Linked DNA regions of Homo sapiens: region 1 is linked to region 2. The links are chromatin contacts, found by Hi-C in ENCODE. All regions are on one chromosome and are shown on one strand. The core of a region is the stretch at or near the end of the contact, and the rest is flanking DNA. Distances in the headings are between cores, read along the strand shown.

What was found. Hi-C counts contacts between places; a loop is a spot of excess contacts on that map. Pooled maps may share reads with other maps.
Region 1: a loop to region 2 is called in a map with no recorded cell type, with 9 times the contacts of the local background. The contact joins two enhancer-like sites. A Hi-C loop is called at or near these places in 14 of 37 single-sample maps with no recorded cell type and 6 of 50 pooled maps.

The regions. Positions count from the first base shown.
Region 1 is chr15:75,110,412-75,116,981 of GRCh38, forward strand. LOC124903529 (a long non-coding RNA gene) reads left to right here. Exons shown (of 2, transcript XR_007064720.1): 2 at 1-1,917. It also overlaps the pseudogene LOC100128721. Among named protein-coding and RNA genes, the nearest start is that of C15orf39, 88 kb to the right of the region's middle. RefSeq lists enhancers at 559-628, 2,554-2,643, 2,674-2,723, 2,744-2,813. Within about 2 kb of position 2,045, at least 4 of the 41 ENCODE cell types and tissues checked have a DNase peak (open chromatin) inside an H3K27ac peak, as active enhancers do.
Region 2 is chr15:74,393,371-74,399,508 of GRCh38, forward strand. LINC02255 (long intergenic non-protein coding RNA 2255) reads left to right here. Exons shown (of 4, transcript NR_146881.1): 4 at 1-1,386. Among named protein-coding and RNA genes, the nearest start is that of MIR6881, 15 kb to the right of the region's middle. RefSeq lists enhancers at 2,891-2,960, 2,981-3,050, 3,101-3,450, 3,132-4,331, 3,501-3,700 and 3 more. Within about 2 kb of position 4,126, at least 9 of the 41 ENCODE cell types and tissues checked have a DNase peak (open chromatin) inside an H3K27ac peak, as active enhancers do.

The DNA.
Region 1 (6,570 bases), core at 795-3,294, 710 kb after region 2:
CCCTGGGCTGACAAGAGCTGAGGGTGGTCAGAAGTCGGCCCGGCTTCCCACCTGACACAGAGGACTGCTCGAAGGAGATGCTGGTCACTAAGAGCAGGGCAGCAGCTGTAACAAGCCAGCATTCTGGAAGCTCCTGGAAATCATATTGCAGAATGCTGGCCTGGCAAGGGGTGAGGGTAAGGGTCTAGGGTGGGGAACAGTGAGTTCTATATAGCAGGGGAGCCAGGACAAGTGCTGTCCATGCTGGAATGCTTCGTTCTGAGCAAGAATGACATCACAGACAACCCCTGCTCCATGCTTATTACCATGGGCTGCCCAAACCCCCACCCACACAGGGAGGGCAGCGGGAGGGGACAGAAATGAATGGGCACAAGCTGTGGCATAAATTCTGGTGGAGGATGGAGGGAAACGATGCCAGAGCATCTAGCCAGGCCATAGCCTCACAAGCTCTGTCCCTGAGACAGGATTTCTGCAACACTGGAGAGGGATGGTACCCAGCCATCCATGACTTCTGTGCCAGGCCCGACTTGTGTTTAATTGTATACATTATTAATGGAACTGGTGGCAAGGGGCTGGGGCTCAGTCTGTGACCAGCATCAGGGCTCAGTCTATGACCAGGTTCAGTGCTTTATCTAGGACCAGGACCAAGACTCATTCTGTGGTAGGATCAGGGCTTAGTGAGTGATCAGGATGAGAGCTCAGTCTGTGACGAGATCATGGGCTCAAGCCTATAGCTCACATTAAGGATCCCCTCCGGGTGGGGCTCAGAGCCAGGGACATTGTGGAAAGTGTCTGAAGGCAAGGTGGGGTCAGCTGGGAGAGAGGGGAGAAGTGGAAGCATGAAGGCCAAGAGGTCCCTGGGCCTGAGGCCAGCTGTGTGAAAACAGAAAAGAGAGTCAGGACTCCAGCTCTGCCACTCACTGGCTGTGTGATTTTGGAGAGTTACTTCCCTTTTTGAGGTCTATGTTGTCTTGTGCGTAAAATGGGAATATTAGGCCGGGCACAGTGACTCACACCTGTAATCCCAGCACTTTGGGAGGCCGAGGCAGGCAGATCACGAAGTCAAGAGATTGAGACCATCCTGGCCAACATGGTGAAACCCCGTCTCTACTAAAAATATAAAAATTAAAGCCCAGGCGAGGTGGCTCACGCCTGTAATCCCAGCACTTCGGGAGGCCGAGGTGGGAGGATCACGAGGTCAGGAGATCAAGACCATCCTGGTTAACACGGTGAAACCCCATCTCTATTAAAAATACAAAAAATTAGCCTGGCATGGTGGTGGGCGCCTGTAGTCCCAGCTGCTGGGGAGGCTGAGACAGGAGAATGGTGTGAACCCAGGAGGCAGAGCTTGCAGTGAGCCAAGACTGCACCACTGTACTCCAACCTGGGCAACAGAGTGAGACTGTCTCAAAAAAGACAAAAAATGAGCTAGGCGTGGTGGCAAGCACCTGTAGTCCCAGCTACTTGGGAGGCTGAGGCAGGAGAATCACTTGAACCCGGGAAGCAGAGGTTGCAGTGAGCCAAGATCACGCCACTGCACTCCAGCCTGGCAACAGATCAAGACTCCGTCTCAAAAAAAAAAAAAGGGGGGGAATATTAGTTAGGTGCAGTGGCTTACAACGTTAATCCAGCACTTTGGGAGGCCAAGGCGGGAGGACAGATTGAGCCTAGGAGATTTGAGACCAGCCTGGGCAACACAGTAAGACCCTGTCTCTATAAAAAATTTAAAAGGTAGCTGGGCATGGTGGGGCCCGCCTGTAGTCCCAGCTACTTGGGCGGCTGAAGCAAGAGGATCGCTTGCGCCCAGTAATTCAAGGTTGCAATGAGCTACAATTGGGCTACTGGGCTCCATCCTGGGTGACAGAGTGCGACCTTGTCTCTGAAAAATAATAATAATAAAATTTTTAAAAGTGGGAATTTTGACTTCTGTTCTGCCTTTGAGATAGAGTCTTGCTCTGAGTCACCAACATGCAAGTTACTATTTCACAAAGCACCAAGAACCCTTATCAATACCTGCCTCCCAAGATTATTCACAGGAGTGAGAATGCACTTCATGAGACAGCAGAAAAAATGGGGAGGGGTTGTTTGCTCAATTTCCAAAGGAGAATTGCTTCAGACAGGAAAATCTCAAAAGGAAACAGCCTTACTGTTGTCATGGCTTCTCCTCACAGTTCTTCTGGTCAGTTTTTATTCCCCAAAATAATGTGTACAGAGTATTTACAGTCAGAGAATGCTAAAGGATTACAACAAAAATAACACGCTCTTTACCCCACGTCAGCCTGCTCGCCAAAAGCAGCCATTTCAACTTATTCAGTTGTTTCTTCTGGTTTTTACTCCCTAAATAAAGCATTGATTTCAATTCTGGTTATCTCCCAAGAGGTCCAATTTAGATGCTGTCTCTAGGGCTCCCTATTGTGACAGAGGAGGTTCACTTACACTCTTTCTCCTCTCCTTTCAATATCATACCACCACAACTCTTGGTTACATTCACAATCACTAAAAAGTGTTTATGGCTGAAACAACTAATATACTATCTTTTTCAATCTCCTTTCCCCCACAGAGTTAATCATTGTCTCATTTTTTTCACTTGCTTATTTTCTTTGACCCATGATTAGATCTTCTGCAAAAGCCCAGTAAGATAATTCTCAATACTGATTTTCACTATCAGTTCCAGTTCCTTAATTTTTTTTTCCCTTGAGACACCCTTTCTGGAGCCCTCAGTTCTCCTGCCTCCATCTGAGCCAGAAGCTTTCCAGATCAGCAGCACAGTCGTCATCCAGAGGCTTCCCTTTGCCAACATTCTGCAACGTCATTTCTTCTCTTTCCTCTATGGATCTCTGATTTTTCTGGGTTCCATTTCTTCTTTCTTGGTTTATGCCCTTTTAGGGTGGAGCACATCCTCCAGTTCCTTCCTGAGGAAGTTTTCACGGAAGACAATTTTTTTTTTTGTCTGAAAATGTCTTATTTTCTACCCTCACACTGGGTTGATACTTTGGCTGGGTATATAATGATTTTCCCTCAGCAACTTTAAGGCATTGTTTCATAAACTTCTAGTTTCTAATATTGCTGTTGAGAGGTCTAATACTGATCTGGCTCAGATTCTCTCTCTCTCTCTTTTTTCCTTTTTTTTTTTTTTTTTGAGATAAGAGTCTTGCTCTCTTGCCCAGGCTGGAGTGCAGTGGCACGATCTCGGCTTACCTCCACCTCCCAGGTTCAAGGGACTTTTGTGCCTCAGCCTCCCAGGGAGCTGGGACTAGCACCACCACACCCAGATAATTTTTGTAATATTCTTCCCCTGAGATGGAGTCTTGCTCTGTCACCCAGGCTGGAGTGCAGTGGTGTGATCTCGGCTCACTGCAACCTCCACCTCCCGGGTTCAAGCAATTCTCCTGCCTCAGCCTCTCGAGTAGCTGGGATTACAGGTATGAGCCACTATGCTACCCATTTTTTTTTTTTTTTTTGAGACAGGGTCTCACTCTGTCGCCCAGGCTGGACTGCAGTGGCACAATCACAGCCCACTGCAGCCTTGACTTCCCAGGATCAAGCAATCCTCCCACTTCAGCCTCCCGAGTAGGTGGGACTACAGGTGTATGCCACCACCCTTGTCTAATTTTTTTAGTTTTTTGTAGAGCTGGGCCTCACCATGTTGCCCAGGCTGTTCTTGAACTCCTGGGCTCAACAATCCTCCCACCTTCGCCTCCCCAAATGCTGGGATAACAGGCATGAGCCACGGGGCCCAGCCAATCTTTAAGTTCTTTAAACAAATGTTTCAGTTTTCAGAGTATATGTTTTGCCTTTCTTTAAAAAAAATTTATTTCTGGAAGATCTGGGGCTCCGAATCCAGCTAGGATGGCTGTGGTTCCGCTACTGCTGTCTGGGGGTTTGTGGAACACCGTGGGAGCGTCCAATCTGGCTGTTACTCGCGGCTCTATGGTGAAGCTGCTCGAAATGCACTACAGTGTCCATCTGCAGTCACACGATGTGCTCTATGGGTCAGGTACTGGGCAGCAGTCAGTGACAAGTGTAACCTCCATGGATGACAGCAACAGTTACTGGAGAATATGGGTAAGATCACCACAGCTGGTGAGAGGGGAACCCCCATCAAGTGCTGCCAGCCCATCCGGCTGACACATGTCAACACTGGCTGAAACCTCCACAACTTTCTGAAAACCAGGAAGTGGGTGCTTTTGGTGAGGAAGGTGAAGGTAGTCACCTGGATGACTGGACCATACTCTGTAACGGGCCCTACTGGGTGAGAGATGGTGAGGGGTGGTTCAAACATTCTTCCATTGAGGAACCGCTGTCTGTCACAGGAGAACGATATGGTGGACCCATCAGTGGGCAAAAAGAGACGCATGGTCTGGCCTAGCCAAGCCGAGCAACGACTGGAAAGCCATGGAAGGCATCTTCATGAGGCCCAGTGAGTTGTTGAAGGCAGGAGGCCACCATGCAGAGGTAGGAGTCTGGAGGCTCTGAGCCACTGTCACTACACAGTTTGTAGACATCTGTGCTGCTTCACCTTGGGATCCCTGCCACAAGTTCCCCAGGAGTGGCCATGTTACTACTGAGATGAAGATGTGCAATGGAAAACAGTGGCTGTGTTCACAAGCTCCAGCCCTGCACATTTGAATTGGCTGCTCTCCCAGACTTGGGTCAGTACTTTCTGAGTAGAGGACTTGCTGGTGACAGGGTGGATGCTTTTTATTCATACTGGTGTGTCCGGAATTGGTGGGTTCTTGGTCTCACTGACTTCAAGAATGAAGCCACGGACCCTTGCGGTGAGTGTTACAGTTCTTAAAGGCGGTGTGTCCGGAGTTTGTTCCTTCTGATGTTCGGATGTGTTTGGAGTTTCTTCCTTCTGGTGGGTTCCTGGTCTCACTGGCTCAGGAGTGAAGCTGCGGACCTTTGCCGTGAGTGTTACAGCTCTTAAGGCGGTGCGTCTGGAGTTGTTCGTTCCTCCCGGTGGGTTCGTGGTCTCGTTGGCTTCAGGAGTGAAGCTGCAGACCTTTGCTGTGAGTGTTACAGCTCATAAAAGCAAGGTGGACCCAAAGAGTGAGCAGCAGCAAGATTTGTTGCAAAGAGCGAAAGAACAAAGCTTCCACAGTGTGGAAGGGGACCCGGGTTGCCACTGCCAGCTCGGGCAGCCTGCTTTTATTCTCTTATCTGGCCCCACCCACATCCTGCTGAGTGGTAGAGTCCAGTGGTCTGTTTTGACAGGGCGCTGATTGGTGCGTTTACAATCCCTGAGCTAGACACAAAGGTTCTCCACGTCCCCACCAGATTAGCTAGATACAGAGTGTGGCCACAAAGGTTCTCCAAGTCCACTCTGTATCTACCAGAGTAGCCAGATACAGAGTGTCCACTGGTGCATTCACAAACCCTGAGCGAGACACAGCGTGCTGATTGGTATGTTTACAAACCTTGAGCTAGATACAGAGTGCCAATTGGTGTATTTACAATCCCTTAGCTAGACATAAAGGTTCTCCAAGTCCCCACCAATCTCAGGAGCCCAGCTGGGTTCACCCAGTGGATCCTGCACCGGGGCTGCAGGTGGAGCTGCCTGCCAGTCCCGCGCCGTGTGCCCGCACTCCTCAGCTCTTGGGTGGTCCATGGGACTGGGCGCCTTGGAGCAAGGGGTGGCGCTCCTGGGGGAGGCTCCGGCAGCACAGGAGCCCACGGAGTGGGGTGGAGGCTCAGGCATGGCGGGCTGCAGGTCCCGAGCCCTGCCCCGTGGGAAGGCAGCTAAGGCCCGGCGAGAAATTGAGCACAGAAGCTGCTGGCCCAGGTGCTAAGCCCCTCACTGCCCGGGGCGGTGGGGCCGGCCGGCCGCTCCGAGGTCCGCTGAGCCCACGCCCACCCGGAACTCGCGCTGGCCCGCAAGCACCGCGCGCAGCCCGGGTTCCCGCCGCGCCTCTCCCTCCACACCTCCCGGCAAGCTGAGGGAGCCGGCTCCGGGCTTGGCCAGCCCAGAAAGGGGCTCCTACAGTGCAGCGGCGGGCTGAAGGGCTCCTCAAGTGCCGCCATAGTGGGAGCCCAGGCAGAGGAGGCGCGGAGAGCGAGCCAGGGCTGTGAGGACTGCCAGCACGCTGTCACCTCTCACTGGTAAGACACACTGAGGGGACATCCCTCTTAGCTGTGAAACTTCTAGTCCTCAGGAGCTTGGCGTCCTGGATTGTTAAACTTCATGACTTTATCCCAATTTTCTTTCTCCAAAATGATGTTTTTTTTGAGACAATCTTGCTCTGTCGCTTAGGCTGGAGTGCCATGGCCTAACTCAGCTCACTGCAACCTCCGCCTCCCGGGTTCAAGCAATTCTCTTGCCTCAGCCTCCCAAGTAGCTGGGATTACAGGTGCCCGCCACCACACCCGGCTAATTTTTGTATTTTTAGTAGAGACAGGATTTTACCATGTTGGCTAGGGCTGGTCTCTTAACTCCTGGCCTCAACTGATCCACCCCCCTCAGCCTCCCAAAGTGCTGGGATTACAGGTGTGAGCCGCCATGTCGGGCCTCCAAAATGATTTTTTTTTTTTAAAGAAAGAATTTTATTATTAGCCTCTGTGTTATTTATT
Region 2 (6,138 bases), core at 2,876-5,375:
GGACATCTGGAGCATCACCTGCTTCCAGGCAGGGTGAAGGGAATGTGGAATCACTCGCTGACTCCTGCATGCTTCAGCTCGGAAGTGGCACGCATCTCTTCCACTCGTATCTCACTGGCCAAAGCAGATTACACAGCTGGGCCTAACCCCAAATGGAAGAAGTGTAGCCCTTCCCTGTTTCCAGAAGAAGAGACAGGCACTGATGGACAGGGGTGACAGCCTCCCCGCTGCTGTTCCTCGAACGCGCCAGACACGCCCCAGCCCCGGGCCTTTGCCCTGGCTGTTCCCTCTGCCTGGAGTGCCCTTCCCCAAACACCTGCACAGCTCGCCCCTCACCTTCTTTCAGTCTTTGTTCAAATGTCACCTTCTTGATGACGCTTTCCCTGACCACCTCACTTAAAACTTCAGATGTCTCCTGGACACGGGCTGCCAATCCCCCTTACCTTTACTTTAGCTTTCCACGGTTCTAACAGATTACCTAATTACATATTTCTTATGTCTATTACTATTGTCTGTTTCCATCAGCTAGAAGGAAAGCCCCTTGAGGGCAGGGGCATTTGTTGGTTTTGGTGACTGATGTAAGCCCAGCTCCCAGGACAGTACCTGGCACCCAGTAGGCACTCTATACTTTTGCTGCATGAATGAGTGAATGGATTAGGGGCCCCACTCACCACCAGGTCTCGTTCCCACATCCTTCAGAGCTTTTCAATCTACACTTGAATCCCCAACCCAAACTCGCTGCCTTCCCCAGGCCCTCACTGTTTCTCGTCTGGGTCCCCAACTCATAACAGCCCCTGACTGTCCCCGGTCTCCAGCAATCCCCTTCCAATCCAACACCGCTGTGAAAGGCAGGATAGCAAGGTGATTCTGGCGTGGGCTCAGGGTCCTTTCTCTGGCTCTGCTGTTTACCAGCAGTGTGACTTTGGACTGGTTCCTTAACCTTCCTGTGCTCCAGTTCCACATGTTGTGATAATAGCACTTCTCTCATAGGGGTTACAGTGCTGAGAGGTTTAAATGAGATGCTGCATGCAAAGCACATTATAAATGTGGATTATTGCTTTACACTTGCCAGATCTTGGTACCAGACAAAGGAGATCCGAATCTGCTGAAAACTGTCCCTTGGCTCCTGGTAGTTTTCAGTTTCTTCTCTGCACCCAGGGGCCCTCCCAAGCTGGTCTCCTTCTCACTTGCCTGGTCTGTCCCTTCTTGCTCCCGGTCCCACCAAACTCCCCAGGGCCTCCTGAGCCCGTCATGCTGCCTCCTGCCCTGGCCTGGGCATTGGGTGTTTTCTCTACTCTTCACTGACTTTTACTTGCTTTCTTACTTAACAGAAATCCCAGAGCTTTTTTGCACTTTCATACACAGAAAACTTTCAGATTTTTTTTTCGAGACAGGGTCTCGCTTTGTTGCCCAGGCTGGAGTGCAGTGGTGTGATCTCAGCTCACTGCAACCTCCGCCTCCCAGGTTCAAGCAATTCTCGTGCCTCAGCCTCCCGAGTACCTGGTGCACACCACCACGCCTGGATAATTTTTGTATTTTTAGTAGAGACAGGGTTTTGCCATGTTGGCCAGGCTGGTCTTCAACTCCTGACCTCAAGTAATCTGCCCACCTCAGCCTCCCAAAGCGCTGGGATTACAGGCGTGAGCCACCGCACCCAGTCTCACATTCTTTTTAGAGCTGTCTTGAATTCCATCATGGGGACATACCATTGGGATATATCAGTCCCAAGCTGATGGCTATTAATGTTTTTGATCTTCTGCCATCACAAGTATGCAGCTTGGTGTGTGTGCATCTGTCATATTCGTTCGGGTGTCTCTGTAAGACAGACTCCTGGAAGTGGGATTACTGGGTCAAAGGTAGCTAGTAAAGCACGACGGGCCTTGCCAGCCCAGTGTGCTCCCCACCAGACCCAGGATCTAGCCCCAAGTCTGAGTGATGCAGAATTCACGCCCTCACCTCTGTGCCATCCTGCCTCCTTCAGCAGTAGGGCTGGAGCGCATGGTGAGGGGCCAGTTCTACTTTCTGCCTCAGTCAGGATCGGTCCACTTGAGCGTGATATGTGGGGGCCGAGCCGGGAGGCGTTGGAGCTAGCCGAGGAGATGAGGCCAGCCCCCAAACACTTCCAGAACACTCTGAGCCTTCATGAAGGCTGCAGGAGGGAGCATGGCCTCTTGCCCACATTCTCCCCACCTGGGATCTTCTCTCTGGCGGCTGCCTCTGCCTCCCCATCAGCGCCAGAGCAGGACTGGCAGTGGCACCCCAGGCACCAGTGAGCAGGCTACAGGGTCCGTCCCCACCTAGGGCTGCATGGTCAGACCCCTTGAAGAGGGAATGGCAGAACCTCAAGACCTTGGGTGGAGGGCAGCCCAGGAGAGCCAGCCCCAGGCCATGCCATGGCTCCGTGGCTCATGTGGGCAGCCCCCCACTGGCCCTCACAGAGGCAGAGCTGAGTCAGCAGCCAGGGTCGGGGTGCCTCTGAGGCCCAGGCCTACTTCACTGGGAGGTGTCCCTGCACAGAAGTGAGAGGGCTCAGGAGGGGCCTGGCTCTCTGCCTCTGCTGCTTCAGGAAAAGTCCTGCTCCTTGGCTGAGCCCTCAGGGTCCTTCTCCAGCCCCCTGCCCACCGCCTGCCCTCCGGTCTCCTACACCCCCTCACACTCCAGTCAGTCATGTGGAAATGCTTGCAGTTCTCCACATGGGTTATTCCACTGCCTGCCTCCACGCCTCTGACCACGCAGCTCCTTCTTTTCCAGCTAACTCCCACTTGTCCGCAAAGACAATTCAAGAGTCCCTTGGAGCAGCCTGTTCGCACCTATGCACTCACACAGCACCTTGTTTGTTTAGACCCGCCCAGTGCCTCACAGCAACCCCATCTGGGTTCACTGTCAGAGCTCTGAGCCCACGGGGCTACTCGTCCCAAAGGCATACAGCATGTCCCAACATCTGACTTCGAAGCTGGGACAGGCCTGGCTCCGGGAGGGACAGAGGCTTCTACCTGGGGTAGCTGAGCTGTCCAAAGAAGTTTCAGCCATGTCGAGCCCCTGGCGTTGCCGAAATCCCCCACCCCACGGTGCCACAGCACCAGGGCAGCCCCTAGGAAAAGCCAGCCCCTCAGAGGCCCTGTGCTAAAGACCAGAAATTGCCCCTGGGTCTCCGCAGGAGTTCTGCAATGGGGAAGTGAGCCCTCCTGAGGCCTGGCTGGCAGGAGGCTCTTCAAGGCCAGCATCATGTGGACTTCCCCCAACCACTCGCGTTTCTGCACAGCAGCCACGGAGACCTGGGGGCTGCTGAAAAACGAGATCAGAAGGCAACGTCAGCCTGAGTGGGCTGAAACCTGAGATGAGGAAATGAGAAGACGTCAGGGGGCTGGAGGACATGGGTTTGAGGACAGCCAGCACCCAGCACTGCAGCTGAGGCCTCCTGAGGGAGCCAGAGGGAAAGCAAGTCCCCTCCCTGCGGCCTGAGTCTCTGCCAGTGCCCAGCACTCCCAAAGGATCCACCCCAACCTGAGAGACCCCAAAGACATTGGAGCAGCCCCAGACACCTCCTCCCAGGGCCACAAAGGCCCCTGACAAGCCCACAGCAGTCCAAGGCCTCCAACTGGAGTCATCTTTGGTAAATCTGGGGCCCATCAGCACCCACTGCCCTTCCTGGTGCCCTAAGCATGCTGGCAGGGGGACTGGAAACTGCATCCCAGTTTGCAGTGGGTGTATGTCTCATACACCCACAATACCTGATGTGGGCGTGACTCACCTTGGGGACCTGTGAGTCAATAAGGGTGTATGAGTAAGGGGCAGAGCATTTCAACTTAGTCCCATAGCACATGAGCTCACTAAGCAAACATTACCTATGTCTAGATTTGGGGCCAGTCACTACCCACTGGAGGCTGTGGGCTCCAAGGTATGGCAGCAGGGGAGGCCAGCCAGGCTCTGCCCAGCTTGCCCCTCCTTGTGAGGACGGACCCAGCCAGGCCTCCCGCATCCGCCCTTAGACTGGGGGACCCTGGGTGGGGGTAGAAAGGGGGACTGAAAGTGGTGTCTGGAGTTAAGCCCATCTCCTCATCCCCCACCATGGGGATCAAGATGGGGGCTAAGAGTCACCCCACCACCACCCCAACCCACTCTGAACGCAAAACAGAAGGGGACAAGCAAAACAGAACTGAAACTGGGCAAAGGAGAAACAGGTCTGGGCCCGCCCCAGGGACCTCTGTATCTCACCCCTTACCCATACACATCCTGACCAGGGCCTCTCCCCCAGCCTGGGAAAACCTTTCAAGCTTGGCCCTCTCTCACCTGGGCTCTCTCAGCCTCCTGCCCTCCCCCATCTTCCCTGCTCCCAGCCTCATGCTGCCCCAGGCCTCACCCCATCAGAGCTAAAAGGACCCCAGGCTGGGCATCTGTAGATCAGGGATCTGGTCTCCCTCTGCCACTACCTTTTGGGATGACCTTTGGGAAGTCATTCCCTTCTCTGAGCCACAGTTTCCTCATCTGGCCTGGGCTGTGGGCATAGAATCTGCAGGTGAGGGCTCTAATGGGTGAGTTTCAGGCCAGGCTGAGACTTTTCACATTATAACACTGAGGCACCCAGCACCTTGACTACCACTCATCCTGGGGACTTGGGAAGGGACAGAGGCTGGGATTGGACAGTAACAGCCAAGACCTTCCCAGGGCACAAACGCTGCCTCCCTGAAGCCTGCCCTGACTGTCCATGCAGGTCACTCCCATCACTTCACCTCCTCCTTCCCTCCACTCAGCACCAGCCACCACTGGGTCACATCTATGTCCCTTTGGCTCTGCAAGAGCAGCCTGGACCCCTGCATCCCCTACCCCAGCACAGGCCTGACACCAAGCAGGGGCTCAACAAAATATGTGTTGAAGGCCAGGCACAGTGACTCATGTCTGAAATCTCAGCACTTTGGGAGGCCAAGGCCAACAGATCTCTTGAGTTCAGGAGTTCGAGACCAGCCTCGGTAATGTGGTGAAACCTCATCTCCACAAAAGATACACAAAATTATCTGGGTGTGGTGGCATGCACCTGCAGTCCCAGCTGCGCGGGAGGCTGATGTGGGAGGATTGCTTGAGACCAGGAGACGGAGATTGCAGTGAGCCAAAATTGCACCACTGTATTCCAGCCTGGGTGACAGAGCAAGACCCTGTCTCAATGTCTCTCTCTCTCTCTCTCTCTGTGTGTGTGTGTGTGTGTGTGTGTGTGTGTGTTGAAAGAATAAAGGCAGAGAAAATAACAAGTGTTGGTGAGACTGTGGCAAGATTAGAGCCCTCACACTCTGATGGCGGGGATGTAAAATGGTATCACCTCTGTGGAAAGCAGTTTGTCAGTTGCCCAAAACGTTGAACACAGAGTTACCATGGGATTCTGCAGTCCCACTCCCAGGTAAATAGATGTTCCAAAGAGTTGAAAACATCTGATCACACAAAAACTTGTACACAAATATTCATACAGCGTTATTCTGGATATTATTATAACAGCCGAAAAGTGGGAACAATGTCCATGTCCATCAACTGAGGCACAGATAAGCAACATGGCCTAGCCACACAATGAGCTCTCATTCAGCAGTGAGAAGATGGGGCGTCCTGGTTCAGGCTACCACATGATAACCCCTGAAAACAGTATGCTAAGTGAAAGAAGTCAGACACAAAAGGTGACATGTACAATTCCATTTATATGAAATGCCTAGAAGCTGGATGCAGTGGCTCACGCCTGTAGTCCCAACTATTTGGGAGGCCCAGGCAGGAGGATTACTTGAGCCCAGGAGTTTGAATCCAGCCTGGAAAACATAGCGCGACCTCATCTCTGAATAAATTATTTAATTTAATTTTTTAAAAAATGTCCAGAAGAGACAAATGCATAGAGACAGAAAGTACATTAGTTGGGGGACAAGGAAAGGGGAAGTAACTGCTAACAGGCACGAGGTTTCTTGGGGGTGATGGAATGTTCCAGAGTTAGCTAGAGGTAGGTGTCATAGAGCATTATGAATATACTCAAAACCACTGCAATGTGCATTTTGAAATGGCAAAATTTGTGTTATATGAACCTTTACTCAATAAATACATAAATAAATAAATAATAAATAAATAAATAAATAAATAAATAAATAAAAAGGCAACAACAGCCACCCCAGG